Regions from separate parts of the Homo sapiens genome. Here regions 1 and 2 are each linked to region 3. The links are chromatin contacts, found by Hi-C or POLR2A ChIA-PET in ENCODE. All regions are on one chromosome and are shown on one strand. The core of a region is the stretch at or near the end of the contact, and the rest is flanking DNA. Distances in the headings are between cores, read along the strand shown. Region 1 holds the start of SEPHS2 (selenophosphate synthetase 2). Region 2 holds the start of FBRS (fibrosin). Region 3 holds the start of FUS (FUS RNA binding protein).

Region 1 (3,175 bases), core at 433-2,932, 730 kb after region 3:
CAGCCAGCTCACTGACAGCAATGCAGACATCATACAAGGTCTTTTGCTTTCACTGTATTTTCCCACTCCATCATGCTTTCTTTTTGCATGTTTTTTAAATTCTGAAATATAGCATACCTACAAAAATAGTGTGGGAAAATATCTATGTGCAGTTTTTTTTTTTTTTTTTTTTGAGACAGAGTCTCGCTCTTTCACCCAGGCTGGAGTGCAGTGGTGCAGTCTTGGCTCACTGCAACCTCTGCCTCCCAAGTTCAAGCAATTCTCCTGCCTCAGCCTCCCGAGTAGCTGGGATTATAGGCGCTCACCACCATGCCCGGCTAATTTTTGTATTTTTAGTAGAAACGGGGTTTCACCATATAGATCAAGCTGGCCTCGATCTCCCAACCTCGTGATCCACCCGCCTCGGCCTCCCAAAGTACTGGGATTACAGGTGTGAGCCACTGTGCCCGGCCCCGAAAATATCTATGTACAGTTTAAAGAACAACCATGTACCACGTACCCACCACCAGCCCAATGAACAGAATTAAACATAGCCCAGAAGCTCCCTATGTAGCCCTCCCTAGACATAGCCCCTATGCTGAGTCTTCTATTCATTTTCTTGTCTTTTAAAAAAGTTTTTATTGGCTGGGTGTGGTGGCTTATGCCTGTAATCCCAGCACTTTGGGAGGCCGAGGCCAGCAGATCACTTGAGGTCAGGAGTTTGAGACCAGCCTGGCCAACGTGGTGAAATCCCGTCTGTACTAAAAACGCAAAAATAAGCCGGGTGTGGTGGCGCACACCTGTAATCCCAGCTATTCAGGAGGCTGAAGCAGGAGAATCACTTGAACCTGGGAGGTGGAGTTTTTAATAGATATTGGCAAACTGCCCTTCATGGCTATATAAGATATATATATATATTTATTTACAGAGATATAGGAATTTTAGAATAGACCAGTCCTATGTAACCCACTCTGTTCCACAGATGGATGAGTCAACCGACGCGGAGAGTGACTCCACACAAAGCTGGTGGGAAACACCATTAGAATCCATGCAGGTGTCTGGACTTCCAGTCCTAAATCTCTCTTTTTGTGTGTGTCTGTGTGTGTGGGGGGGGTGTTTGTTTGTTTGTTATTGTTGTTTGTTTTAGAGACAGGTTCTTGCTCTGTCGCCCAGACTAGAGTGCAGTGGCGCGGACGCAGCTCACTGCAGCCTCGACCTCCTGAGTCCTAGAGTTCTTGAAGTTCCTGTTAACATTTCATTATATTGATGCTGCCTGCAGTTTGCTAACTTAATGGTAGTAGTTTAATTTCTAATTTCTCATGCTTTCTGTTTTTTCCCTTGGGCTATTTTGCCATCCTGGATCGATCATGTGCGCTGTCAAGTGACCTTTGGGACAATCCTGCCGATCATGAGGTTTGCCGAGTGACCAATCTTCCCTCGTCTACAATTTGCTGGACTTGGAAAAGTGACTGGAAGGGAGCAGAGTTCCGTCAGCCACTGCCAAGAAACCATTTAAATTACTAAGAGAGCGAAGGAAAGCACGTGACGTTCTGCAATCCCGTTGCAAGCGGTTTTGCAAGCCGGAGGTTGTTGCACCTTTTAGAGTCTAGGAAGCCCGCCTCTCGGTGGCGGAGTCGTCATTGGATGTTGCGGCTGTCAATCGCCAGGGCTATAAATAAGGGAGTCCGGCGGCTCCTCTATCAGGAAGATTGTGCATGCCGTGGGTCTGACGGCTTGAGTAGCGCTAGGGAGAATCCCTGCAGGTAATATTTGACTTTTGCTTCATATTAATCTGAGTGGAAAATAAAAGGGCCCTCTTCTCCTCTCGCTTCCCTGCCGGGCAGGCGCCATGGCGGAAGCCTCGGCGACGGGCGCCTGCGGAGAGGCGATGGCAGCGGCGGAAGGCTCCTCGGGCCCGGCGGGCTTGACTCTGGGCCGGAGCTTCTCGAACTACCGGCCCTTCGAGCCCCAGGCGTTGGGCCTCAGCCCGAGCTGGCGGCTGACGGGCTTCTCCGGCATGAAGGGCTGAGGCTGCAAGGTCCCGCAGGAGGCGCTGCTCAAACTCCTGGCGGGACTGACGCGGCCGGACGTGCGGCCCCCGCTGGGCCGGGGCCTGGTGGGTGGCCAGGAAGAGGCGTCCCAGGAAGCCGGCCTGCCGGCAGGAGCGGGCCCCAGCCCCACCTTTCCAGCCCTGGGCATCGGGATGGACTCCTGCGTCATCCCCCTGAGGCACGGGGGCCTGTCACTGGTGCAGACCACGGACTTCTTTTACCCCTTGGTAGAAGATCCCTACATGATGGGGCGCATAGCTTGTGCCAACGTGCTGAGTGACCTCTACGCCATGGGGATTACTGAGTGTGACAACATGTTGATGTTACTCAGCGTCAGCCAGAGTATGAGTGAGGAGGAACGCGAAAAGGTAACGCCACTCATGGTCAAAGGCTTTCGGGATGCGGCTGAGGAAGGAGGGACGGCAGTGACCGGTGGGCAAACGGTGGTCAACCCTTGGATTATAATCGGTGGAGTTGCCACTGTAGTATGCCAACCAAATGAGTTCATAATGCCGGACAGCGCCGTCGTTGGGGACGTGCTGGTGTTAACCAAACCGTTAGGAACCCAGGTTGCTGTCAATGCCCACCAATGGCTGGATAATCCTGAAAGATGGAATAAAGTAAAGATGGTGGTCTCCAGAGAAGAGGTGGAGCTGGCCTATCAGGAAGCCATGTTCAATATGGCTACCCTCAACAGAACTGCTGCAGGTTTAATGCACACATTTAATGCCCATGCGGCCACAGATATCACAGGCTTTGGCATTCTAGGACACTCCCAGAACCTTGCAAAACAACAAAGAAATGAAGTGTCCTTTGTTATTCATAATCTGCCAATAATTGCCAAGATGGCTGCCGTCAGCAAGGCCAGTGGACGGTTTGGGCTTCTTCAAGGAACCTCAGCTGAAACCTCTGGGGGATTACTGATTTGTCTGCCAAGAGAACAGGCGGCTCGCTTTTGTTCTGAAATCAAATCCTCCAAGTACGGAGAGGGTCACCAAGCGTGGATCGTTGGCATTGTGGAAAAGGGAAACCGAACGGCCCGGATCATTGACAAGCCGCGAGTTATTGAAGTCCTGCCTCGTGGGGCCACAGCTGCTGTTCTTGCTCCTGACAGTTCAAATGCCTCCTCTGAGCCTAGCTCGTGA
Region 2 (3,189 bases), core at 660-3,159, 520 kb after region 3:
GAGCCCCCCCTTTTCCGCTTCCCAGAATGCTTCAGCCGATGTTCCAGTCGCTCTGGGGGCTGAAGAGATGCATCCTTCTGTGGAGGAGGAGGTGGGGCTGAGATAGATGGAAAAGGGCAAGCTCCCAACCCCTCTAGGGGTGACCAGGTTGCCGAAGTACCCCTCGGGCCGGGAAACCGGGTCCCCAGAGACGAGCTCTACCTCCTCCCACCCCAGGGCGGGGCAGAGGCCTGGCCAGAGGAGCCGGTTGCTCTGGTTTGGGGTGCCAGCATTCCCCCCTCAACTCCACCCACTAGGGGCACTGCCCCCTCCTTGCTGCCCCTCGGAAACCCCCAAAGTCTCCTAGCCCCATTAGGCCCCACCTGCAAGGCCTCGAGGGTGGCGAAGCTGGCGATGGCGAAGCCATCGATCAAGTCCTCCTCCTCCTCTTCCTCCTCCTCAGGCTCCTCCTCGGCTTCGCCGTCGTCTGCGCCCCCCTCCTCCTCCTCCTCCTCCTCTTCCTCCCCGCGGCTGCCCGAGCCGGCAGGCCGCTTCCGAGCTCGGGGTCGCGGGGGTCGAGGTCTCGGACGGGGCCGCCGGCGTCTCGGGCCCCCAGGCCGCTCTCCAGACGAAGCTGACGACCAAGGCCTGGCGGGCGGCGGCGGCGACGACGAGGACGAGGAGCCGCGCGGGGCGGCCAACAGGGCCCGGGGCGCGTCGCCGCCTGGACCTCGGCGGCGCCGCTGCTCCCGGTCTCGGTCTCGGCGCGAGCAGCGCCGCCGTCGGCGCTCCCCCTCTGCTGCCCAGCCCGGACCCGGGGCCGCGGCCGCTGCCGTCTCCATGGCGACCGCCCTCAGCGCCGCATCCGGAGGCGGCGGGGCCCGAAGCGGCCTGTCCGCAGGCCCGGGGTCGCAGGCGCGGCGCTGGCGGCTGCACAGTGACGAGAGGGCCACGGCTTCTCCTTTAAAGCCGGATCTGCTGGCCCCGAGCTTGCCCCAAGGCCACGGCCCGGGGAGCCGGCGCCGCCCCCGGGGCGACAAGCCCGAGGGCCCCCCCTGCGGGCTCGGCGGGGCCGCGACGGCGAAAACGGGGCGGCCGTCCCTTTAAGGCGAGGCCCCAAGTTGTCCAGCTCCCGGCCCCTTTAAGACGACCCGACAGTGTCCGGCGGCCTAGTGCGGTGGCCACCCCCTGCCAGGGGTCGATGCAAGTCTCCCCGAGGAAGAGGAAGGGCCACCCCTTTAAAAGGGGCCGAAAGCTCGCCCCGAAACGCAGACCTCCCCTTTAAAAGTGTCTCAAGTCCTCCGGCTCAAAGAGGCCACCCCTTTAAGGAGTCCAGGGTCCTTCTAACAGCAGGCCGTCCCTTTAAGGGCTCGGAGTTAGTTTCTAGTCCTCCACAAGCGGCCACTTCCCCTTTAAGTTGAATTTAAAAGACTTCTTGTGTGTGGGGGAGGAGGACGTAAAGAAAAACCCCACTCGCCCCAGTTCTCCCAACGGCACAGTTCTCAATTTGTCAGCGTCTGCTCGGCGGCTTCCCCTTTAAGGCTGGCGTTGCAGTCCGCCGAGTTCAGTGGCCACCCCTTTAAGGAGATTTAAAGGGGCCTCCTCCGGGCCCAGCTCCTCCAGCCTCCGCCTCCGGTCGCCATGAAAGGCGCGAGGCGGGGCGGGGCAGCGAGGCCAGCCCTCCAAAGCCCCGGATGTGAGGCAACGGTGACGGGTACAGCTCCCCTGTCCGCCGACATAAAAGTCTCTTCCTCCTTTCCTCCGTCTCTGTCCGACTTGGGCCTTAGGGGATCCGGAACGGCCGATGGGCAGCGGGGGAGCTCCAGCACAAACTCCTGTTGTCTCCTTTGGAGTCTTAGGGCGCTTCTCCGCCAGGACTTCCCTACCCCTCCTCCCTCTTCCTCCTCAGCCTACGCCTCCTTCCTCTCTCGGCCTCCTCCCACGCTCCGCCCCCTTCCCCTCACCCCCAACGGGCGCAGTCGTTGATAGGCTGGGAGGGCTACGTCAAGGTGAGGGGCGGAGCCAAACCCGAGGGAGTGGGTGCATGTAACCGCCCTCAAATCTTGGATTGGGTTACGTCGGATTGGCTCCGCCCTTCCCCCCAGTCTTGTGACTCGACTGGTTAGAAGTAGGTGTTTGGGGCGGTTACTACAGGGCCCCGCCTCTTCCTGCTGTTTGTTTATTGGCCGGTCTCCTGATGGCGTCGAGGCGAGGGGCGGAGACGCGGGGCCTGAGGCGTTGGGGGCGGTTGGCCGCCGGGGGGCGCGCGGCTGCAAGAGGTTCCGTTCCACAGCCAGTTAAGTCATCGCCGCCTTTCCGCCGCTCGGCGCGGCCCACAGACAGCCTGGCGTCTCGCGCACGCGCGTGGCGGCGCCGCCGTCAGGCTGGCTGCTTGCGAGTCGTTCCGCGGCCCGGGGTGGCCCGAGCGGCCGCGTGCTGTGCCTGCGCCTGCGCCGGCCGCACTAACAGGCAGCCGCGTCCCTTCCAGGCGCGGCTGCTGGCAGCGGTCCCGAGTGCTAGCAATTCGAAAACGCCTTGCACCTGCATGAGCGCTTCTCCGCGTTTGTGACTGCGTTTGGTAATAATTCCATGAAGGAGATGCTGTCAGCCCCATTTTACTGGGACGGAAAGGAATGCGCGCACAGACGGGCTGGTAGTCTCCTAGCCACGTCTATGTCAGCCACTGCCCTGTGATGCCTCTCAGTTATGAAAGATGCACCCCACTGCTCAATGTGACTGGCTTAAAAAAAAAGAGACAGCCATTTCTGGCCTTCGGTTGCCCGGGTTACCGTTTTAAAAGTGGACAGCGCGCTGACATGCCTGCCTTGCTTTCTCGTCCATAAAATGACTAATTCCCTGTCGCAGGGACATGTGCAGGTCAAGCACCTATGACAGTCGTCGTGAGTGCTTCATTATGGCCCATTACTCTTAGCTCTTTGTTTTGTTTTGTTTTTTTGGGGGGGACAGAGTCTGGCTGTGTTCCCTAAGCTGGAGTGCAGTGGTGCGATCTCAGCTCATTACAACCTCTGCCTCTCGGGTTCAAGTGAATTCTCCTGGCTCAGCCTCCTGAGTAGCTGGGATTACAGGTACACACCAAGACACCCAGCTAATATTTGTATTTTTAGTGGAGACGGGGTTTCACCATGTTGGCCAAGCTGGTCTCGAACTCCTAGGCTCCTGTGATCCACCTGCCTCGGCCTCCCAAAGCGC
Region 3 (2,803 bases), core at 31-2,530:
CTACCCTGCCTTCCCCCAGCGAACAAAAAGCAACAAAAGCGCTTTTGAAAAGCCCCACTTAAGATACACGAACAAGATCAACTCATCCTCCCAGCACAGGAAACGCGGCGCTTCCCCCGCAGGAAAAGGGAAAGAGGACCAGGAGAGGGTGTGGCCTCGGGCGGCCGTTCTTCTCCGTCCCTATCTCAGAAAAAAGAAATTTAGACCAGGCGTGGTTGGCTTACGTCTGTAATCCCGACACTTCGGGAGGCCCAGGCGGGCGGATCACCTGAGGTCAGCAGTTCGAGACCAGCCTGACCAACATGGTGAAACCCCGCCCCTACTAAGAAACACAAAAATTAGCCGGGCTGTGGTGGCGGGCGCCTATAATCCCAACTACTCAGGAGGCTGAGGCAGAAGAATCACTTGAACCCAGGAGGTGGACGTTGCAGTGATCTGAGATCGCACCACTGCACTCCAGCCTGGGCGACAGAGGAAGACCGTGTCTCCAAAAAAAAAAAGAAAGAAATTTAGGCGGGAAAAACTCTCGGGCCGTCCCCAAGTCCGTTGGTCGAACCCTGACCACCGCCGCCAAACCGTTAAGCTAGAGGGCGGCCCCGATCCCGAGCCTCCGCCCCCAGCCGCGTGGCAACCCAGGCGGGAACGGAGCGATCCCGCCCATTCGCGAAGGACCACTGAGGGACAAGGCTCACACCGGACGCGCGCCGCCGAGTCTTCCGCGAAGGGTCTCGCGACAGAAAGCTGAACCAACACGAGGCGGGGAAGGGGTACCCGCGCCGCGAAGGGGGAGGGGCCCGCAGAGCGCGTGCGCGCCGCGAGTGCCCGGATGCAGCACTGCGACAAAGCGGGCTCGAGCGCGGGGCCGGGAGTTGGGGGAGGCGAGGCCACGGAGAATGGGCGTTTTCCACCCTCACCTGACGCTTCAAACCCCTAAGAAGCGTCCCTCCCAACGCCCACCCCAAGCAAACGGACTGCAAAGAAAAGACTTCCCGCCCCGCGCGCGAGGGCCAGAGGAGCGAAACAAAATGGCGACACCAGCCTCCTCCAGTTACTCTTCTCCGCGGCTTCCCGCCACAGGGGCGCCAAAAAATCCCACACGGGATCGCCGCCCCGGTCCCACTGAAAACGAAAAGCCCAGCTGGGAGGCCTCGGCCGGGTGCGCCGCCGCCGTCGCCTCGCGCCCTTACCTACCGTTTGAGGCCATGTCCGCGCACGCGCGCACAGGCAAGCAAGCAACGAAGTTCCAACACCGCTGAGTACCGACGCCTGGAGGACTGAGCAGCCCCGCCTCCTGCGTCGAAGCTTAAGTACGCTCCGCCGCCTACGCACCGCGCAGGCGCGCACCAAACGCGGAAGAGCAGGGGGAGGCAGGAACGCACTCCGCCCCCTTCGTAGGGCAGGTAGAGGGTCCGAGCAGGCAGAAGGGAAACAAGTTAACTAGAATCATGCGAATACTATACATAATCATATTTTTTGAGGAAGAACCCCTCTCTCCTCGGCAGGACTAGCCCACGATCTATCTCCACCCCCATGAAGGCACAGTGGTACGGCCTGAGTGCCCGCTGGGGGCGGGGCGAGGGGGCGGTCCCGGCGGCTGGGGACGAAACTGGAGTCACAGCCGGGAGTAGCGGGGTGGAACCGAGATTCCTGTGGCCGGGCCCCTTCGCTGGGCCCCGCTTTCACCCAGGATGGCGAGCTCCTGCCCTCCACCCTCTTGCCGCTGTATGGGGCGCCTCGTCCCCGCGGCTCCAGCCTCCCTCGTCGGCAGCACACTGGCCCTCCCTCTCCTGCGCCCTGAGGTTGACTTCGTCGTCTTTCAGGGTTGCCTTGCCTTTCGGCCTTTCTGGGGTTCGGGGATTATGACGTTTGACCTGAAAGACAGCAGGGATTTCGGCCGGGACCCCTGGGCCCCGGGCTCGTCCAGCACTGGGCTCTCACCCGGATCCTCATGGCTTTGCCCCTGGGGAGCCACGGGGCGGAACAGCCCAGGCCATCCTTGGGACCAGAGAGGGTTGACCTCAGATGTACGGTACCCAGCCTTTTCTCAGGGACCTCCTTTTTATTTTTCTGAAGCCCTACCAGGGCGATCCCAGAAATAAAACGTGTACAAGGCTTAAGTGGTTTCAAAATGCACAGATAATTTCCTTGTCATCAGTCTTACGAAGGAAGTAAAGATACCTCCGTTTTCTAGATAAGGAAAGTGAGACTCAGAGACCCAAGTAATTGTGCCTGATTACAGGGCAGCTAAGAGGAGTCGTGATTCGAATCCAGGTCTTGTAACTGCAAAACACTCCTCTTTTTGGTGGCATGAATGCTAGAGTGTTTGGTCGCCTTTTCACTTCCTGTGAGAGCAAAAGCAAAAAGAAACATTCAAATTAACTTGCAACTTGCACTTTCATCAGCCTTGCCTGGAGAAGGCAATTTGAAACTACTGAATAAAACAAGACAAAAGACGTTAATTCCTGATACATAGGCATGCAGGTTTTCCTTCCCAACTTAACCTTTCAGCGGGATTTCAGAAGGTCCTTTGAGGGTTGGACACGTCTTTCTAGAGAAACAATGAGGGCCATGCCCTGGGCCCGCCCACAAATTAAGCCCCACTAAGCCCTTGACTTCAGCCCTAAAGGCCCTGAATATGCCAATATCCACCCCACCGCCTTTGGAAGGAGAGTTCAACTCTCCAGTGAGAGCAAAAGAAAGGAAGTCCACCCTTATTCATGCATTAAGTCACAAATATTTATTTAGCACCTAGTATGTTCCAGGCACTGTTCTGGGCACTGGGTATGCATTCGTGTACAAAGCA

What was found. A loop is a pair of places that touch in the nucleus more often than their neighbours do. ChIA-PET counts read pairs that join two places held with the same protein, here RNA polymerase II (POLR2A). Pooled maps may share reads with other maps.
Region 1: a map with no recorded cell type shows a loop between it and region 3 (5-fold over the local background). The contact joins the promoter of SEPHS2 here to the promoter of FUS in region 3. A Hi-C loop is called at or near these places in 1 of 37 single-sample maps with no recorded cell type and 1 of 50 pooled maps.
Region 2: a map of naive thymus-derived CD4-positive, alpha-beta T cell shows a loop between it and region 3 (18-fold over the local background). The contact joins the promoter of FBRS here to the promoter of FUS in region 3. A Hi-C loop is called at or near these places in 2 of 168 maps with a recorded cell type or tissue (naive thymus-derived CD4-positive, alpha-beta T cell and posterior vena cava), 2 of 37 single-sample maps with no recorded cell type and 11 of 50 pooled maps. POLR2A ChIA-PET finds 5 or more read pairs at or near these places in 5 of 52 experiments (B cell, CD4-positive, alpha-beta T cell, activated CD4-positive, alpha-beta T cell and 2 more).

The regions. Positions count from the first base shown.
Region 1 is chr16:30,444,381-30,447,555 of GRCh38, reverse strand. It overlaps SEPHS2 (selenophosphate synthetase 2), which reads left to right and starts at 1,682. Exons shown (of 1, transcript NM_012248.4): 1 at 1,682-3,175. The coding sequence starts at 1,829. The coding sequence ends at 3,175. RefSeq lists a silencer at 2,098-2,217 and an enhancer at 1,544-2,490.
Region 2 is chr16:30,657,151-30,660,339 of GRCh38, reverse strand. FBRS (fibrosin) reads right to left here and starts at 1,909. Exons shown (of 18, transcript NM_001105079.3): 1 at 363-1,909; 2 at 1-77. The coding sequence starts at 821. RefSeq lists silencers at 724-773, 844-1,073, 1,894-2,073, 2,124-2,203, 2,234-2,493 and an enhancer at 1,194-1,643.
Region 3 is chr16:31,178,616-31,181,418 of GRCh38, reverse strand. It overlaps FUS (FUS RNA binding protein), which reads right to left and starts at 1,280. Exons shown (of 15, transcript NM_004960.4): 1 at 1,192-1,280. The coding sequence starts at 1,204. RefSeq lists enhancers at 5-54, 155-214, 245-334, 1-520, 521-1,282 and 3 more and silencers at 565-614, 735-884, 1,525-1,594.